2 separate regions of the Homo sapiens genome follow, and region 2 is linked to region 1. Evidence: chromatin contacts called from ENCODE Hi-C or POLR2A ChIA-PET data. All regions are on one chromosome and are shown on one strand. Each heading gives the region's core, a stretch centred on a gene start or an enhancer-like site at or near the end of the contact. The rest is flanking DNA. Distances are from core to core; before and after follow the strand shown.

Region 1 (4,296 bases), core at 1,480-3,979:
CGAGACCAGCCTGACCAACATGGTGAAAACCTTTCTCTACTAAAAATACAAAAATTAGCTGGGCATGGTGGTGCATACCTGTGATCCCAGCTACTCGGGAGGCTGAGGCACGAGAATTGCTTGAACCCGGGAGGCGGAGATTGCAGTGAGCGGAGATTGCACCACTGCACTCCAGCCTGGGTGACAGAGCCAGACTCCATCTCAAAAAAAAAAAAAAAAAAAAAAAAAAGGTCTATCCCCAGCAAGGTCGCCCGCCACACAAACATATATATATATATATATATATATATATATATACACAAACACATAGACACACATGGGTCCGTGTACCTCCATCGGTATACAAAACAGGCTCTGGGAATGGCTGATCTCATATAATCCTTTTGATGCTTTGGTTTCAGTTGAAAACAAAAGCCTGGGAGGGAGGGTTGGCTCCTGAGTGCCTGAGAACATCAGATGCGGCCCTGCCCATAAAGCCCAAAGGCAGGGGAACACGGAGGCTTGGCTACTGCCTAGGGCCATGGAGGGGAAAGGACCCTACAACAGGAGGAGGTAAAGCCCAGATTTGTGTTTCTGTAAACTGCCCTGCCCATGGGTGGGTGGCAGAGCTGGGGTTCAGCCCAGCCCATCTGATTCCTCAGCTTGGGTTCATGCCACTTTGCCTCCCAAGGAAAAGACCAGAAGGAATTGGGCATGAACTCAAAGACCAGGGGATGAAACAAGTGTGTGTGTGTGTGTGTGTGTGTGTGTGTGTGTTTATGTGTGTGTGTGTGTTTTACCTGAAGGAAGGAGGAAGCAACAAGAAAAAAAAAGTCAGAAATTTGGGTTTTCATATTCCTTGGCCTCATGGGAAATTCATACTAGAGCTTTCCTGGTCAAAGTACCCACCAACTGGCCTGTTACTTTATCTTTGAAATGAGAATAATGAAGGTAGGTTTTGTAGAATGCTAGTAGTGAAGTTAAAAACACTTCTTGCTAAAATCATATTTATGACTACATTCGTGGTTCTGAGAATCTGGATATGGAGAATGACTGGTCACTGAGGTCCTCCCTTTTGTCCTCACCCCTTACAGTCTGTTCTGGAAACAACAGCCAGAGGTATCCCCTGAAACCCGAGTCAGATCCTGTCCCTTTTGGCACACAATTCTCCAGAGCCTTCCTGTGTTATATGAGTGAAAGTCAAGGGTGTTAGGAAGGCCCTGGCTGGTCTGGTTCCTGCCCCCTCCCTTCTCTGAGCTCAAGGCCACTCACCTCCCCTCCCTTCCTCCCTTTCAGCCACATGGGCTGCTTTGCCGTTCCTGGAATACACTGAGCTCACTCCTCCCTCAGGGCCTTTGCACTGGCTATTCCCTCTGCTGTTATGCGGTTCCCTGGCCTGCTCTTTCTGTATTGTCTGCAGGGCTCCTTCCTGCACTGCTCAAGGTCTTTGTTGAAGTGTCAACTTCTCAGCAAGTAAGTCCCTGGTCACGCTTTTGAAAACTGCATCCTTTCCCCAAACCCCAGCTCCTATATTCCCTGTCTCCTTTTCTCCTTCCCACTCACTACCATAAAACTACATGTTTGGCTTATTTGTTTGCTACCTTTCTTTCCCACAAAAATGTAAGCTCTTGACTGCAGGGATTTTTTTTTTTTTAAATCTGTTTTGTTCACCACAGTTTCCCAGGGCCCACAACAGCGAGTGACATACAGCAAGTGCTGGGTGATTATTCGTTGCATAACGAATGACTGAGCCAGCGAATGACGGGTTGGAAGGATTAAATGAGACCATGCGTGCGAGGCACAGAGTGGGGGCACAGTGGCCTGATTTTCTGAGGGTATGGCCTCGGGCTCATGCCTGCCTTGGCCCAAGGATCCCCTTTCTCTCCCAGGACCCCTTGTGGTTTGAACGCCAGTGGCCATGCTGTCAGAGCAGCCCTCAGTTGGCCAGGCTTTTGCTGGATTTTCAATAAGTGATTTCCCTCCATGGACAGAGCAAGAATCACTTAAAATCATTCATGAGAAACTCATGGCTGTGATTTCTGCAGGCGGCTTTGCAGGCCATGAGAGCCTGCGAGGGTTTGTGGGGTGAGCAAGGGGAGGTGACAAACAGAGAGCGAAAAACATTCAGCCTGCTTCTCTGTGGCCTCCCGCCTCCTCTTTTTTCCTGAGACTTGGGTCAGAATAACTGTTTTGGGCAGGAAAAGCTGCTAGGGTGAACGCCGAGGCCCAGCCATGCTCCAGTCTTGGACTTTAGCCCCCACAGTAGGGGATGTGGTTGTGGCAGACCCAGCTCCCCACTGCCCCGCTCTGTCTTCCCAGGCTGGGAAGCTGCTCCCTTAAGCCTCATCCTGGAGCTTGGTTGCCTTGGTTCCCTAGCTACATGGTTGTGGGGTGGCCCCTAGGGTTCATTTCTGTAGCCCCATGTACCCTGCAACCCTCGCTAGTGGTTCAACCTGTGGGATTGGAATTTTGCCAGGGGACATCTCTGCTCCTCCTGGTGGCTTGTCTTGACCTGCTCTTTGTAGCAGACACTTTTGGTGCCCCACCCGCCTGCCTGTAGCCTCAAACACCCATGCCTCGGCCTGAGGGAGTTTTGCTGGCTGTGCACTCTTTCAGCACGCAGGGCAGGCCAGAAATGCAGCCGTGACGGGGGGATCAGCAGATAAATACTCCAGCTGCCTCATCCTTCTGTTGGGGAAACTTTGAGGCGTGTTCTACGCCGTCTCCCAGAGATCCCTGGTAGGATTGAGCCCCAGTTGCCCACAGTAACAGCTGCCTTGATTACATAAGCTTTCTTGGCTTCCTTCCCTTCTCTGCTGGCTTCCTTGCTTCCTTTCCTGGGATCATTCTGATTGGGGTGGAATAGCGATGGTTGCAAATTCTTTGTCATCCCCCCTACTAAGAGATAGGGTGTTGTTATGGATTGAATTGTGTCCCACAAAAAGATATGTTGAGGTCTCAATCCCCAGTACCTGTAAATATGACTTCGTTTGGAAACAGGCTGTTTGCAGATGTAATCAAGTTAAGATGAGGTCATACTGGATTAGGGCGAGCAGCCCTGAATCTAATGACGAATGTACTTGTTAGAAGAGGAAATGTGGGCACAGAGACACACAAACACAAAGAGAGAAGAAGGCCATGCAAAGAGGCAGAGACAGATGCACAGACATACCACGTGACTGCAGAGGTGGAGATGAGGTGATGCTGCTGAAACCGAGGAATGCCAAGGATTGCTGGCAACCACAGAAGCCAGGAAAGAAGCCTGGGACAGATTCTTCCTCAGAACCCCCATGGAGGAACCAACCCTGTTGACCTCTTGGATTCAGACTTCTGGCCTTCAGAACTGTGAAAGAATGAATTTCTATTGTTTAAAGTCACTCAGTATTAGCCAGGCGTGGTGGCTTATGCCTGTAATCCCAACACTTTGGGAGGCTAAGGTGGGTGGATCACTTGAGGTCAGGAGTTCGAGACCAGCCTGGCCAACATGGTGAAACCCCGTCTCTACTAAAAATACAAAAATTAGCCGGGCATGATGGCGGGCGCCTGTAATCCCAGCTACTCGGGAGGCTGAGGCGGAGAATCGTTTGAGCCCAGGAGTCGGAGGTTGCAGTGAGCCGAGATCACACCACTACACTCCAGCCTGTACGACAGAGCAAGACACTGTCAAAAAAAAAAAAAAAATAAGCCACTCAGTCTGTGTGGCACTTTACTAAGGCAGCCCTAGCAAACTAACAAAGTGTCTTTCTCCATTCCTTTGAATCTGGGCTGGGCCTGGGATGGTTTTGAGCAATAGCACGTGGCAACATGATGCTGTGCTGGTTCTAGGCCTAGACCTTTAGAGGCATGGTGGCTTCCACTTCATCTGCCTTGGAACCCAGTCACTGTGCTGTTGGGGGAGTCCAGGCAACCGCATGGAGAGGCCTGCATAGCCGCTGTCAAGCTGCCAGGCAACAGCCTGCACCAACTTGCTAGCTCTTTAGAAAACAATTCTTCCAGCCCCACTTGAGCTGCCCTAGCTGATGCTCAAGTTGTAAAATTGTGAGCAAATAATGGTTGTTTGTTTTAAGCCACCAAGTGTTGGGGTGGTTCATTGCCCAGCAATAGATAACTGAAACATGTATGCACTATTTGCACTGGAATCCTTGTCTTAACGTATTCCTCTGGGGGAACACTCCAAAAAACTTATTCTGCTATGGTTTGAATATTTTTGTCCCCTCCAAAAGTCATGTTGAAACGTAATGGCCAATGCAATAGTGTTGGGATGTGGGTCCTAATGAGACGTGTGTAAGTCATGAGGGCTCCATTCTCACGAATGGA
Region 2 (4,400 bases), core at 969-3,468, 320 kb before region 1:
TTCCCACTCCATGAGAGATGAAATCTTGTATCCATCTTGTTCACTGATATATCCCCAGTGCCTGGACCAGCTCCTAGCACATGATAGGCACTCACTAAATGTTTGTTCAACGAATGAACCTAGGTTATCCATCCCTCTTGGATTAGGAAAAACAGTTTCCCCAAGGCCTGTCATTCTGGAGATGAAAGTATAAAAGCAGCCAGAGCTCCCCATTTGTCTGCCCCCATCCCGAGGGAATCTCAGAGCAGGGGTGTCCCTCCCCGCTAGAGTTTCTCTCCTGAAACGGTCCTCCATCTCCCAGACAACTGTGTTCTTACAAGGAAATTCTCCCCTCGCAGACACACAGTTGCCCTGCACATTGTCAACTCCCTGAGCAGGGCCCAGAGAACTATGGTGTTAAGACAGAGGGACGACAGCCCCAGGGACAGGCCAGCCAACACCCCCATGGCCTGTATTGATGGCAAGGAGGTGTCCTGTCCTGTAATGTGCCCAGTAATAAACATACATCCCTTCTAGTTTCGGGCTTAGCTGCCTGCCTGCACAGCCTGAACAGGAGCCCATCAATGGCAGAGGGTACATTCTGAGCAATTAAGGAAAATTCCACAGGTTCTCCGCAATAAGCACTTACACGGGAATGCCTACTCTTTTCAAAGGAAAAAGAAAGAATGCTCGTAATGATCCCTCTCTTTACTGGGTGAAGTTCTAGGCGACCGGGCAGGACCTGTATCTAATTAGATACCCAGAGAGCGTGATTCACCGCCCATCATTTACAAGCATATCAAGATTTCAGGTTTTGCAACTGAGGCTCAAAATGAAACCATTTGGGTTTCGCAGACCTGCTGCAGCGTGCTGGCTTCGGCTTCGAACTGGTGATTTAGTAAACAACCTGGAGGGGGGAAACCCAGCTACCCTTCACCAGGCAAGGCTTGCCTGGCCCAGCTTGGGGAGCAGAGGCGGCAGCTGGAGAGCAGGGAAGGGTTTCTGAGCAGAGAGGACACAGGGGTGGTGGGGGTGATGTGGGTGGCAGTGAAGGGATGGCTGGCCGATCAAAGGGCCCCCTCAGGCCAAACCCATGGAAAAGGCTTTGATCTCCTAATCACATCTATTTATCTTGGGTCCAGCCTGAGACAAAAGAACCGCCCTGAAGGGCCGGCCTTTGAGGGCAAGCCTCGCTCCTGAGCTTCTCTGTGGGTTACTGAGACCTTGGGCAACCAAGAAGGCAAATCTGGGACCCCTGAGGCCCAGGCGGACCCTGGCCGGCTGGCAACGGGGAGAGGGGGATCGAATGCACTGGAACCAGGCCTGGAAAACCAAACATGATGGCCAGATCTGAAGTGACAGCCAGATGCAGAGAAGACAGCAGCACCATCAACGGGGTTTACTTGTCATCCAAGTTCTCTGACTGGGGTATTGGAGACTGGGGACTGAGAGGAAAAGAGAAGCAGAGTTCCGTGATCTTTCATTCACATCTCATAATATCAGCAGCAAGAACAGTAATAGCATTTACTTCATGCCTGGCACTGTTCTTAATACTTCCCCTTTATTAACCCAGAGCTATGCTATCATCGTGCCCATTTTACAGATGAAGAGACCGAGGCACGGAGCGGTTACGTGACTCATGCGCGGTTACACAGCTGACATATGCTGGAGCAGGAGACTTCACCTTCCGTTTCCTCCTTTCCTGCCTCCTGACCTCTGAAATGGAGGGGCAGAAACAGGACCTAATGGACCCAGGCTCTTCCTCTAATGCTCTCTGGGTCTCTGCTTGCTCATTTCTTTTGTCAAATGTGATAACAAACCTCCTCCCCAAAGCCCCCGACAGGGGTGTTTTGAAGCTTGAAAGGTACAGTAAATGTGAAAGTGTTAATATCAACCAAACCAAAGTGCTAGGCAAAGTGAGAGTCTCCTGTTTTTTCTTTCCTCTTCGGACTCCTCTTGGCTTCCTGCAAATCAAAGTTATGAGAGGGGTGCGGTGGGAGTAGCTTAAGGAGCAGAGCTGGCTGGCAAGAGGGGGTTGAGGTGTGGGAAAAAGCCGCTGGGGTCTTTTCCTGGCTGGAAAGGGGCTGGGAAGCGACTCTCCTTTTAGGACCTAGCAGGGGAACCATTCGTCTTATAACTCCAGGAGGCGCCATTCACATAGGATACAATGCTAATGGTGACCCCTGGAGTCATTCCACATGCCCATCGGGCTGGGTGCTAGAAAATTCTAGAAAGGACACTTCTGCCTAGGGAACAGCCCCAGCCCTGACCGCGGTCCCTGGCCGTGGAGAGCAGGAGCTGAAAGGCCTGAGGTGTTGGAGCTGGGGGCCGTGGTAGGGAAAGGGCAGAGGCTAAGGGAGGGATCGGGGAGGCCAGGGCTGGCAAAGTGGGGTGGGGGCAGGCGTTAGAGAAAAGCTCAGGGAAGCTCCCTCCCCCACCCGCGCCCCGCCCCCGCCCGGGCTGTGGGAGGGAGACCCTGACCACATCAGGGGTGTGTGGCGAGGAAATGAGGCCTCCTCAGGAACGAGCTGCAAATGAGAACCGTATGGAGTTTCGGGATCCCCGAAGGAACACAGGGAAAGGATACAGTTGCGTCCATGGGAAAGTTATTATCATCTCCGCTGAAGTTAAACATTCGGGAGGGTCTGCTTTCCATCTCCTCCGCCTGAGAGCCTGTGAAGGGGGAGGCGCGTCGGGGGCTTGTCCGGAGGGCCTGGCCGGTCACATTTTCCGAGGGGAGTCAGGGACAGGGAGAGGCTGTTAGAGGCAGCCAGGGCCCTGAGGAGGTCCTCTGAGCCTCCAGCCTGTGCTCCTGCCCTGCGTCTGCCTCGCTCTTTCTCCAGTGCTGAGAAATCCATTGCTCCTCTCTCCTGCTCGGGGCTGCGCTCTGCAGGGGTGTCAGGGCTGCGCTCTGCAGGGGTGTCGGGGCTGGGCTTCACCTCTGCAAGTTCCTGGGCAGATGGAGAGGGGGAGGAAAGAGAGGCCCTGGCCCCTGAACAGGAAAGCTGGAAATGTGGAACTCAGGGAGATCTAAAGGAAGAATTCGGGCTTCTGGAAAATTCTCCCTCTCCTCAAAATGTACTAGAAATGGAAGTGAGTCAGGCAGAGCGGCGGGAGGACCTGTCTTCCAGGAGCTGGGCTCACCGGTGCTTACTAGTGACCTTTGAGATAATAAATCTGCCCCAGAAAATTATCTTCCTGCTGCAGCTGCCCTTAGAGGTCAGGGAGAAGGTGGACTTTCAGGTTTCACGGGGAACAAGTGTTCCAGGCCGAGGACACCGCAGCCTCCAAGCCTTCAAAGCCTGAACACCTTCTCAGGCCCCTCAGAGGCCCCTGCCTCAGAGATGGGTCCCTTCCTCCTCCTCCTCTGCCGAGGGATTTGTGATTCTCTGAGCACAAAGGGCAGAAGACTGCCTGCCTGCCTGCCTCACAGCTCCTCCCTACCCTCTGGCCCCTATCCTCATTGAAGTTTTCTGGAGTTTTCTCTCATGAGTAAGAATGAGGAAAGACAGGAGATTTATAAAGGCTCTTTTCTGACACTCATCTCCCCTAATTTTCTGGACAGACAGAAGTCCACTTGGGTGCCAATGAGGATCAGTCCAAGCCAACAATGCCCAGCCTCAGAGGGTCACCCAGGGCACTCCTCCAGGGACACGAAGGGGACCTCAGTTGTGGTGGAGCAGGTTGCTCCTTCCTCCCCACTGTCAAGCCATGTAACCTCTCAGACCAGTTTTCTCACCTGTCAAACTGAGGAGAGCAACACTGATGGCCAGAATGGTTTTCAGGATTAGCTGACAAAACACATCGAGCCCATGGAAGGTGCTCACCAAATGAAGCTTCCTTTTCCATCTGCATCCCTGACTCTGGACCAGCCCTGAGGAGACATGGGCATTGAGGACTGGCATGGAAATGAATTAGCACTTGAGTTCAGGTGCTAATAACAGAGACCTAACTACAGAGGCTTACACAAATCTGAGGGGGGTTTTGTTTTGTTTTGTTTTGTTTTGTTTTTTTGAGAAGGAGTCTTGCTCTGTCACCCAGGCTGGAGTGCAGTGGCGCAGTCTCGGCTCACTGCAACCTCCACCTCCCAGGTTCAAGCGATTCTCCTGCCTCAGCCTCTCGAGTAGCTGGGACTACAGGCATGCGCTACCATGCCTAGCTAATTTTTTTAATTATTATTATTTTTAGTAGACACGGGGTTTCACCATGTTGACCAGGCTGGTCTCGAACTCCTGACCTCAAGCAATCCACCCGCCTCGGCCTCCCAAAGTGCTGGGAATACAGGCGTGAGCCACCACACCCAGCCAAATCTGAGGTTTAATGTCTGATAAAATGAAGTCCAGAGGTGGGCAGTTTGGGGTTGGTATGGTAGTCACCAGGGACCCAGCCTCCTTGGATATTTCTGTTTTGCTTTCATTAGC

The links. Hi-C counts contacts between places; a loop is a spot of excess contacts on that map. ChIA-PET counts read pairs that join two places held with the same protein, here RNA polymerase II (POLR2A). Pooled maps may share reads with other maps.
Region 2: a loop to region 1 is called in a pooled map, with 2.9 times the contacts of the local background. The contact joins two enhancer-like sites. A Hi-C loop is called at or near these places in 1 of 50 pooled maps. POLR2A ChIA-PET finds 5 or more read pairs at or near these places in 2 of 52 experiments (B cell and activated CD4-positive, alpha-beta T cell).

Annotation. Positions count from the first base shown.
Region 1 is chrX:39,982,729-39,987,024 of GRCh38, reverse strand. No RefSeq gene overlaps it. Among named protein-coding and RNA genes, the nearest start is that of LINC03053, 24 kb to the left of the region's middle. Within about 2 kb of position 2,729, at least 3 of the 41 ENCODE cell types and tissues checked have a DNase peak (open chromatin) inside an H3K27ac peak, as active enhancers do.
Region 2 is chrX:40,297,134-40,301,533 of GRCh38, reverse strand. No RefSeq gene overlaps it. Among named protein-coding and RNA genes, the nearest start is that of LINC03099, 36 kb to the right of the region's middle. Within about 2 kb of position 2,218, at least 4 of the 41 ENCODE cell types and tissues checked have a DNase peak (open chromatin) inside an H3K27ac peak, as active enhancers do.